Linked DNA regions of Homo sapiens: region 2 is linked to region 1. A link is a contact called in ENCODE Hi-C or POLR2A ChIA-PET data. All regions are on one chromosome and are shown on one strand. Each heading gives the region's core, a stretch centred on a gene start or an enhancer-like site at or near the end of the contact. The rest is flanking DNA. Distances are from core to core; before and after follow the strand shown. Region 1 has its middle 170 kb from the start of LINC02533. Region 2 has its middle 120 kb from the start of LINC02533.

Evidence for each region. Hi-C counts contacts between places; a loop is a spot of excess contacts on that map. ChIA-PET counts read pairs that join two places held with the same protein, here RNA polymerase II (POLR2A). Pooled maps may share reads with other maps.
Region 2: a pooled map shows a loop between it and region 1 (5-fold over the local background). The contact joins two enhancer-like sites. A Hi-C loop is called at or near these places in 3 of 50 pooled maps. POLR2A ChIA-PET finds 5 or more read pairs at or near these places in 2 of 52 experiments (A549 and H1).

Annotation. Positions count from the first base shown.
Region 1 is chr6:4,318,830-4,323,393 of GRCh38, forward strand. No RefSeq gene overlaps it. Among named protein-coding and RNA genes, the nearest start is that of LINC02533, 170 kb to the right of the region's middle. Within about 2 kb of position 1,607, at least 9 of the 41 ENCODE cell types and tissues checked have a DNase peak (open chromatin) inside an H3K27ac peak, as active enhancers do.
Region 2 is chr6:4,367,894-4,372,463 of GRCh38, forward strand. No RefSeq gene overlaps it. Among named protein-coding and RNA genes, the nearest start is that of LINC02533, 120 kb to the right of the region's middle. Within about 2 kb of position 3,303, at least 7 of the 41 ENCODE cell types and tissues checked have a DNase peak (open chromatin) inside an H3K27ac peak, as active enhancers do.

The sequences.
Region 1 (4,564 bases), core at 357-2,856:
GGCTACTGAATGAACCTCAAGGAAAAGTGAAGTTGAAAGCTCTTAGGCCACATCAAAGAAGTGGGGAGGATACAGAGCCTTCTTCCCTTCTGGGAGACAAGGGCACCAGAGGCCTTCCTTGCTTTTTAACAATGCGCATCTATTTTGTGAGGCTTAAAAGGGCGTTTTGTCCATGGGAGATGCTAAAAATATTCTTGTAGGAAGAAAGGAAAAGGGGGAAAGGGAAGATGTGATAAAAGGAAGAAGAGAAAAAGGGATAATTCAAAGTACTGAAATAAAAATTTTGGTTAGCTCAAAAAAGAAGTAAAATACAGTATCTAGAGAGCAACAGCACAAAAGAGAAAACAAGCAAATATTCCTGGATGTTTCTTTCTCACCGTATCACCCTGAGTACGTTATTTAACCACTCTGAGTCCCAGTTTCCTCATCTGTAAAACGAGTCTCTCTACAGGAATTTTGTGAGGATCAACAAACAAAAAAGCTTCTGCTGATTCGTGAGGATGCTAATGTCAAACACCATGCACACTCACCACAGCCTAAAACCTTTTCTAAGAGCTTCACAGGTATGATCTCATCTAGTCTTCCAAACAAAACTGTGAAGGAAGTTCCTTCCTCATTTGAAAGAGAAGACTGAGGCACAGACCCTCAGCTAAACCAACAGGTGGCATGCTTGGATTTGAACCTTGCTAGTTGCTCTTGCTCCTTAGTCTGTGTTAAGTACCTCCCTTCCTCACCATCCTATGTTGCAGTAGCTCCTCTTTCTTTTCTTCTTCTTTTTTTTTTTTTTTTTTTTGACTGAGTCTTGCTCTGTCGCCCAGGCTGGAGTGCAGTGGTGCCATGTAGACTCACTGCAACCTCCACCTCCAGGGTTCAATTGATTCTCATGCCTCAGCCTCCTGAGTAGCTGGGATTACAGGTGCAGGCCACCATGCCCGGCCAATTTTTGTATTTTTAGTAGAGACAGGGTTTCACCATGTTGGCCGGGCTGGTCTTGAACTCCTGACCTCAAGTGATCCACCTGCCTCAGCCTCCCAGAGTAGCTCCTCTTTTGACTATTTCACAGGTGCAATGCTCATTCTGACAATTCAAAAGAAATTTGGTTGGCTAAATTGGGCTCTATGCAATTGGGAAGTATCACTGGATTTGACATATCTAGGCTCAGTTCATTGTTAGCAAACGTAATTGATACACACTGAGATCTTGTGATCCAAGCCTGAGAACTACAAACATTAAATCCACAAATGTATTTCAAAGTTCAAATTTTACATTAGTGAAACAAGGAAATATAAGTGTCATAACACAATGGCAGCTTTCCAAGAATGAATATTTTATTGGTGGGGAAAATTGGCCTTTTGGGTCACCTTACTTTAGCTCTTCAAGGATGTACAACTATATAAAATTGACCTTATGTTGTGGTATTGAACAGCTGGGCTATGGAATATTTTAAACCAGCGTTTAAAAATAATCCCATAGAGTGGGAACTGATGCAATCCTAAGGGGAAAGAAAGCTTTGGAGGAGTGTCTGGCTTCCTCTTTTCCTCTTGGCTTGAAACCGACAGGCAGATCTTATCTACTCTGGTTGATTTTCTAGCATTAGGACTTTATGCAAATGGATCGGGGCCTTGTATCCTGAGAGGGAAAGTGGTTCACTGGAAATGTTTTGGCAATCACAGATTCTTCCAGGTGCCTGCCTGAGAATGATTTTCTTACATTGAGAATTTTCTTCCAACTGGGCACAGATGACAGAAGTCTGGACTTGTTTGGAAATATGATCCTATCAGTTCTCAGACATTTTTAGAATATCTACCCAACCCCAGCCTTTCAGCACCCCTGTAATGATCATATTGATTTCATACTTCTAAGTTTTGGGATGTTAAAAATAGGAAGGACTTGAAACCCTTATTGTGGGATTTACTGTTTATTCCTGTTATCTCCTAACTTGGGTTAACATGGATTCTGATGAGAATAATGAAAAGTGAATAGTTTAACCATGTTTAGAAGAGTATTCATTTATTAGACATGCTGCTAAATGTGTCTGATCTCACAGAGATTAATTACTCTTTCTCAGTATTCCTCTTTCTCATGCACACATTCACTTACAAGTTCAGGCTGTCATGTTTTTGCCATTTTCTTGCCGGTGCCTTGCAATCCTAATAAAATGTTTACTAGGTAGCATTTCTCTGGATACAGTGTTGAGCTGAGAACTGACTTGAACATGAATCATGATAATGTTTCTTACTGTTTACATAGCAATGAAGATTATCAGGATGAATGGAGAGAAGCCAACCACCCTCTTTATTCATCACAAAGTCATTCAGCCCTGTTATTTCTCATGCTGAGAGATTTATTGGTAATTTTGCTGCAGATAAGTTGTCTTGAAGGGAGCAAAAACTTTCAGGAATTGAGGTGCTTCTGAATCAGAGAAAACTATGATACGTCATTAACTCTGATACTGAATTATATAGAAGAAATGCAAAAGACTCATAAGCACTTAGAAAAACAGTAATCAGTGTGTGTTGATTATCTCAGCCACGGTATACCTTTTTTTCCACCACACATTTCCGGGGTGATTTGCACTGTATTTTCATATTTAACATTAGGGAAAAGTGTGTTGTGGGTGCTATGGACATGTATTAGCATATTTTAAGATGGTTTATTTGGGCTTTTTTTTTTAACCTAATAAATCCAGTTCATGTGCACACAACATCACTCATGTTTGCTGCTTTTGAAGTAAATTTCATTTTAATTCTTCCAATCAGTCGAAACATTTGAAAAAAAAATAACATGAAAGTTTTGAGCTCGGGAAAGGTTTTTGTTATCATTTTTGTTTTTTTACATTGATCTTAGGTCATTGAGTAGATAATAGGAATACATTTGCTAATGAAGATGAGACGTCAACTGTCCGATATAGTCATCAATCAAATGTCTGGCTCAGAATCAAGACACAGACCCTTCCATCTCCCTACCTGTTTCCCCAGCAGACCTGCAGCAACCCAGATGGTGTTTTTGGACTATTTTATAAATGTGTAATTCATAGAAGTCTACTAATGATCTATTATTTTATACTAGTGGCCAACCTTGGAATTTAGTGTGTAATTTCTGCAGGCCACAATGAATGATTTCTGACAAGAGGTTGTTGTGTTGAAGGAGAAAGAGCAAAGGAAATCTTTCAGAACAATTAGTAGGTTAAGTTACTTGGCTCCCAGTTTGAGATTGAGAAATAATTTTTTAAGTTTTTTCCCTGTCCCATTCCCTCTTTGTGACCTAAAAAACCCCCAATAGCCAGAGAATAAAGACAAAGAGCAAGAGGACTCCTTGTAAGTGCTCCCCCAGAGCAAGTTATCAATTGCTAAATTGGTAGGAGGCATGTGTGCTTTGCACAATCCACTCAACCTGACACTGAGAAACAGGGACCAGATGTTGAGCCAGGGTTTGGGCTCAAGTGCTTAGGTGGCTGGATGTGCACTTTCCATTAAGTCCAAAAGCCTGCTTGAGGAAGTGACCAAGTTGACTGCTCAATCTTGACATCTATTTGAGAATTTATTGGAAAGACCACGGGCAAATACACTTTGTCTGAGAAGCTGTTCCTGTACAGTGGGTTGGAAAGACCCAACTGGAATGTCATTTTCCATGATCTGACCATTTTATACGTCTTCCTCCATGAATAGGAATTTTCGAAAATCATTGGCTACTTCCAACTGCACAACTGTGTGAAGGCCTTGCTGCCAGCACTGAGCATAGGTGTGAGTGTCCAAAGAACAGTATTCTAGTCCCAGGTCTGCCACTAACTCACTTTGACACTTGGCTAGTCTCTGATTTTCTTTGGCCTCGTTTCCTCAGCTGTAAAATCCGGAGGCTGAACTAGAAAGTTCTGCTCTTGCTCTGTGCTTCCAGCATTTCCTACCTTCGATTACACCAGCCAAGAGTTCTTGACAAAAGCCCAGTGCTCCAGCTCCCCTATCCCCAGCAGCTTCTTTGCCTTTCCATTGGGAAGTTTGGCTTTTAAGCCTGAAACAACGTATCAGATCATAATGCTGCTGGATCATCTGAATTATCCATGGCTCCTTATTGCCTGCAGAAAACAAACTTCCTCCATTGTCATGTAAAGTCCCATGAACTGACACCCCACCCCCAGCTTTCCAACCTTATCTTTATTCTTGTTCCTCCAGACTGGCCTGCTCATATTGCCCCAAGCACATTACATCATCTCTGTCTCTGCTTCTTTGATTTCAGTATTCAGTGTTCCTGGAATCTTCCTTGTCTTTCTTTCCCAACCCTGTAGGGCAGCACTATGGGACCCAGCCCCACCTTGGCTTCAGTAGAGCTGCTGTTGACTGTTGCATTGATTTATAATCCAATTTCAACTTTTATTCAAGCAAAAAGATTCAAGACAAAAGTTAGTTTGGAATTCAGTAAATACAATGATTATGGACAAGCACCAGCTGTTGGCTCTTTCCCAGGATCTCTACCCAAGAAGCCAGAAGATATTGATGGTTCCCAGAATCTAGTGCAAAAATCATGAGAAATCTTTGGGAAGATGAAATAGAGTGGTTCCAGGTGCAGT
Region 2 (4,570 bases), core at 2,053-4,552, 51 kb after region 1:
AGCATGCATCAGAATCATCTGGAAGGTAAGTTAAAACACCAGCTGCTGGGTGCTAGCCCCAGAGTTTGTGAATCTGTGGGTTTGTGATGAGGCTGGAGGGTCTATGTTTCTAGAAAGCTCTCAGGTGAAGCTCATGTGCTGGCCCACAGACCCCTCTCATTAGTCTCTATGCCTCGCAGTGACCCTCTTGGTCCTCAGGGGCTGCTGAAGTGAGAGGGGTGGGAGAATGATGAATGAGCATGCTAATGCAAATCACTGTTCACTACTCATGTAATCCTTCAGGCAGTCCTGTAAAATAGGTCTGATTTTTTCCATCTTTCTGATGAGCAAAGTGGCTTAGAGAGGTTATTTCTCAAGTTCACACACTTAAGTGTCTGTCAGAGTGGATTTAATTGAGCTAGGGGTCCCACGATCAGGTTTTCTATAGCTTCCAGGTGATGGTAATATGCAGTGTGGGCTGGGAGCCACTGATCTGAGACTTCCACACTCTGAACCAGCTGCCAGAACAAGACACTGTTGACCCCATAATGTGAGGACACTTCCCCAGGATTTGCAGTGGAATGTGAGGGTTTCCAAAGTCATCTTTTTGAAGAGATTTTTTTTTTCCACATTCTGGTATTAAAAGAGTTGTGAGGATAGGAAGACTAGCAGGCAAAGACATTGAGAAAAAGTTGTTTTAAAAACAGAATTTGAATGTCATTCCAGGCTACTGACTTCTTTTGGCCCTCTGGAAGCATTAGACCTAGTTTCTAGAACAATCACACTTAGGGGCATGAGTGGCCATCCTACCCTACACCCAGGTATAAACTGACCAGTGGCTATGACTCCTCTCTTTCCCCACTGTACCAGCCATGGTTCCTGCAGGGAATAAATGGCCCACTCTAAGTAAGACAATGGAGGATTGTCCAATAAAGGTGCTACCTGCAAAGCTGGGGGTGAGTTGGTAAACCACAAGAAATACTGCAGTGCCCAGAAGGAGAGAAAGCAATAGAGGTGACTATTTTGAGAGGAACAATGGCCTTTGGTTAAGGTTGGCATGAAGCTACCCCACAAGGAAGAAGCCAGCAGAATGAATATCCCACCACCATGGTATGCTGGACAGTGTTTAATCATTGGCCCTCTGGAGAAAAAAATATTTGTAGCATTTACCCATTTTCTGTGTATTAAATACCATCCCCATGGCTTATTTCAAGCTACCTATGTGAGGTCACCAGATGCAGAATTGACAATAGATGTGCACAGTCAACTCTCGTGAGCCACTATGAGCAGGCTCTAGCCCAGCACTGCCCCAACTTCATTCATCCCCCTTCACTCCAATCTCCTGCCAGACATCCCCACTGACCACACCCAGCTGGAAGCCAGCGGCAAAGGGAGTCCACTGACAGAGTCCATGGACAGCCTCTCAGTCTGCCAGGACGGGAGACCATTAACAAGAAGAGGAGGAGGAGAAGAGCTTTGAAAAAGTGCCCTGGGAGAAGTCATTCAGCCTTTTCCTCCAGGCTCCCTGGCTCTCATGGACCCCCATGTGCCCACCTCAGCCTTTTCTGGGTTGTGGCATGAAATGCCCGTGTGCTGCCTACATGACCCAAGTGATACTGCCAGGGAGATAAATTTGGCCTAGGCTGAAATTTGAAAAGCAAGAGGACATCCGCCTGAAGACTTGCACCCCCTGGGCTTTTTTCTTTATTTCATCACATGAAGAGGGGAATAAGTAGAGACGATCTGGTTGTGGAGAGTCCAGAGGCAGGAAATCCACATTTATTGAACCTCATGTGAGTTAGAAACCTTAACATAGGCCTGGCTCATTTGCTAAGTATTCACTGGGTTCCTGCTGTGTGCAGGACACTGTGCAAGAGCTGAAACCTGTAAGAGGAAGCAGTGAGTTTGCCAGGACTCCTCCTCTACACTCTTTCCCACTGGTCCTTTGCCAGTCAGTTCTGCCAGGAAATAGAAACTGCTCTAGGTCTTTCTAACGGAAGGAATCTGATTGAAGGGATTGGTGACAGAGGGATGGGTGAGCTGGGAAGCACAGAGGGACGGGTTAGCAGCAGAGGAAGTTGCTACCACCCCTAGACTGGGAAAACAATAGGGGGAGGTGGAATTGCCCGGGTCTGGAAGTTCGCTGGAGGCTGCTGCACAAAAATGATGTGGCTGCTGCAGAAATGCCATGAGAACCAGAAGGAAAAAGGGAATATTCTGGGTGTCCCTTCTCCCACCCTCTAATCGCTTGCTTGTTGTTCTAATTGGCTTCACTTATGCAGATGCTGGGAAATGCAGTTCTGTCTGTAACAGAGCAGGCAGAGGGGAGATGGATGGAGCCCAAGCAGGCTCTCGACCTTGTGGTGCATTTGTGCACTGGAGGTCTCAAGCTAGCAGATCATTTTCTTTGGTTTGGGAGTCCAGGGAAGCAAATTAGTCATAGAGGGATTGAGTAGTCAGAGCTAGCCCCACCAGCTTAAATTCTAGGTACTTGAGTCATCAGTCTTTTACAGCGGTGTGTTTGTTAGTCAGGATTCTCCAGAGAAAACCAATAGGTGATAGATAAATGATAGGTGATAGAAGAGGGAATTTATTTATTTATTTATTTATTTATTTATATTTTGAGATGGAGTCTTGCTTTATCACCCATGCTGGAGTGCAGTGGCGTGACCTCGGCTCGCTGCAACCTCCACCTCACAGGTTCAAGCGATTCTCCTGCCTCAGCCTCCCGAGTAGCTGAAACTACAAGTGTGTGCCACCACACCCGGCTTTTTTGTGTGTGTTTTTAGTAGAGGTGGGGTTTCACCATGTTGGCCAGGCTGCTCTCGAACTCCTGACCTCAGGTGGTCTGTCCCCCTTGGCCTCCCAAAGTGCTGGCATTACAGGCGTGAGCCACCGTGCCTGGCCAGAAGAGGGAATTTATTATGGGAATTGGCTCACATGATTATGGAGGCCCAGAAGTCCCACGATCTGCCAACTGCAAGCCAGAGAATCAAGGAAACTAATTCAGTCTGAGTCCCAAGACCTGAGAACAAGGAGAGCTGATGATGTAACTCCTAGTCTGAGGCTGAAGGCCTAAGAACCAGGAGCACCAGTGTCTGAAGGCAGGAAAAGGTGGGTGTCCCAGCTCAAGCAGAGGGAGTGAAATTATCCTTCTCTTACCTTTTTGTTTTATCTTGGTCCTCAATGGATTGGGTGATGCCTGCCCACAGAGGGAAGGGTTACCTCCTTTACTCAATCCACTGACCCCAAGGCCAATCTCTTCTGAAAACACCCTCACAGGCACACCCAGGAATAATGCTTTCCCAGCAATCTGAGTATCCCTTAGCCCAGCCAAGTTGACACCTACAGTTAACCATCAGCCTGTGTCACTCCTCCACCCTCTTCCTTATAGATCCCGCCTCATCCCCTTCCCTTCCTGCATGTCCCGTCCACCTCCTCTCCCCAGGCAGGATGGAGACACCAAGAGACCTCCAGATCCCCATCGGGTAAACCCACCGAGTTGGACTCTGATAGTTGACTGTCACATAAGCAGACTGCCTGATGTACCATGCCCTGTTCTCTAAGCTCTCTGACATATTTAGTGGGTGTTGATGTCTCTGCTTTGATGGAGAGGAAACTGACCCCACTGTGAGTTGTTGGCTTGTCCAAGGTCACCCAGCACATTAGCAGGAGTTCCAGAATTGGAGCCCAAAGCTCCTGAGTCATGGCCAAGTGACGAGCTCCATTGCACTACGTGGCTCTTTGTGGCTATAAAAAGATCCATCTCTGGAGAGCACCTCCTCCAAGGCTTGCTGAGATAAGCTAGATGCTGGCCCTGTGTGTGTGCCTTAACCGGGCAGTGAGCCACCAGTCCCCTGATAGGAAGAGTGACTCTCGTGGGGAGAGGAAGAAAGAGAATGCTTCAAGAAGTCGGAGGAGGCAGCCTTTTACCTTAAATGGCCCATGCTCAGATCAAGACACGGCACAATTATTGTGTCTATATTGTAGCCTGATCTGCCACAAGTTGAGAAAAATCTCTTTTTCCATAGCATAACTATTTATGGCATTTGCCAATTTTCTCCGTGTAAACACTTTTCCTGTGGCCTATTTCAAGGTACAAACAGGAGGTCACTGGACACAGAATCTGGGGGAGATGTGCGCAATAACAGCTCAGGAGCTGGTCTGAGCAGTCTCCAGCCCACCACGTCCCTAACCTTACTCACCCCACCCCTGCCAATGTCCTCATCTTTAGGCAAGGATTATCATACTAATCAAGAGTTCTCCATCTAGAGTTTATCGTGTGTGATACCTAGCTCAGCGAAGTAAGATTCTGATGCCCTCGTGTATGAAATGGGCTTGGATATTATCTTTGTTATGTAATGTCACGCCTAGAAATAAACAGGACCTGTCCTTACAGGCACTAAGTGTACCATCACAACATCTGCTGCCCAGTTTTGAGATTAAGGGCATGACCCTGCCTGGGTTCAAATCTTCTCTTTGACACTTAACTAGCTGTGTAATCTCAGGCATTTACCTACCTTCTCTGTGACTTAATTTTCCCATCTAACTAATGGGAATACTGGTAATATGAATCTCATAGGTAGTTATG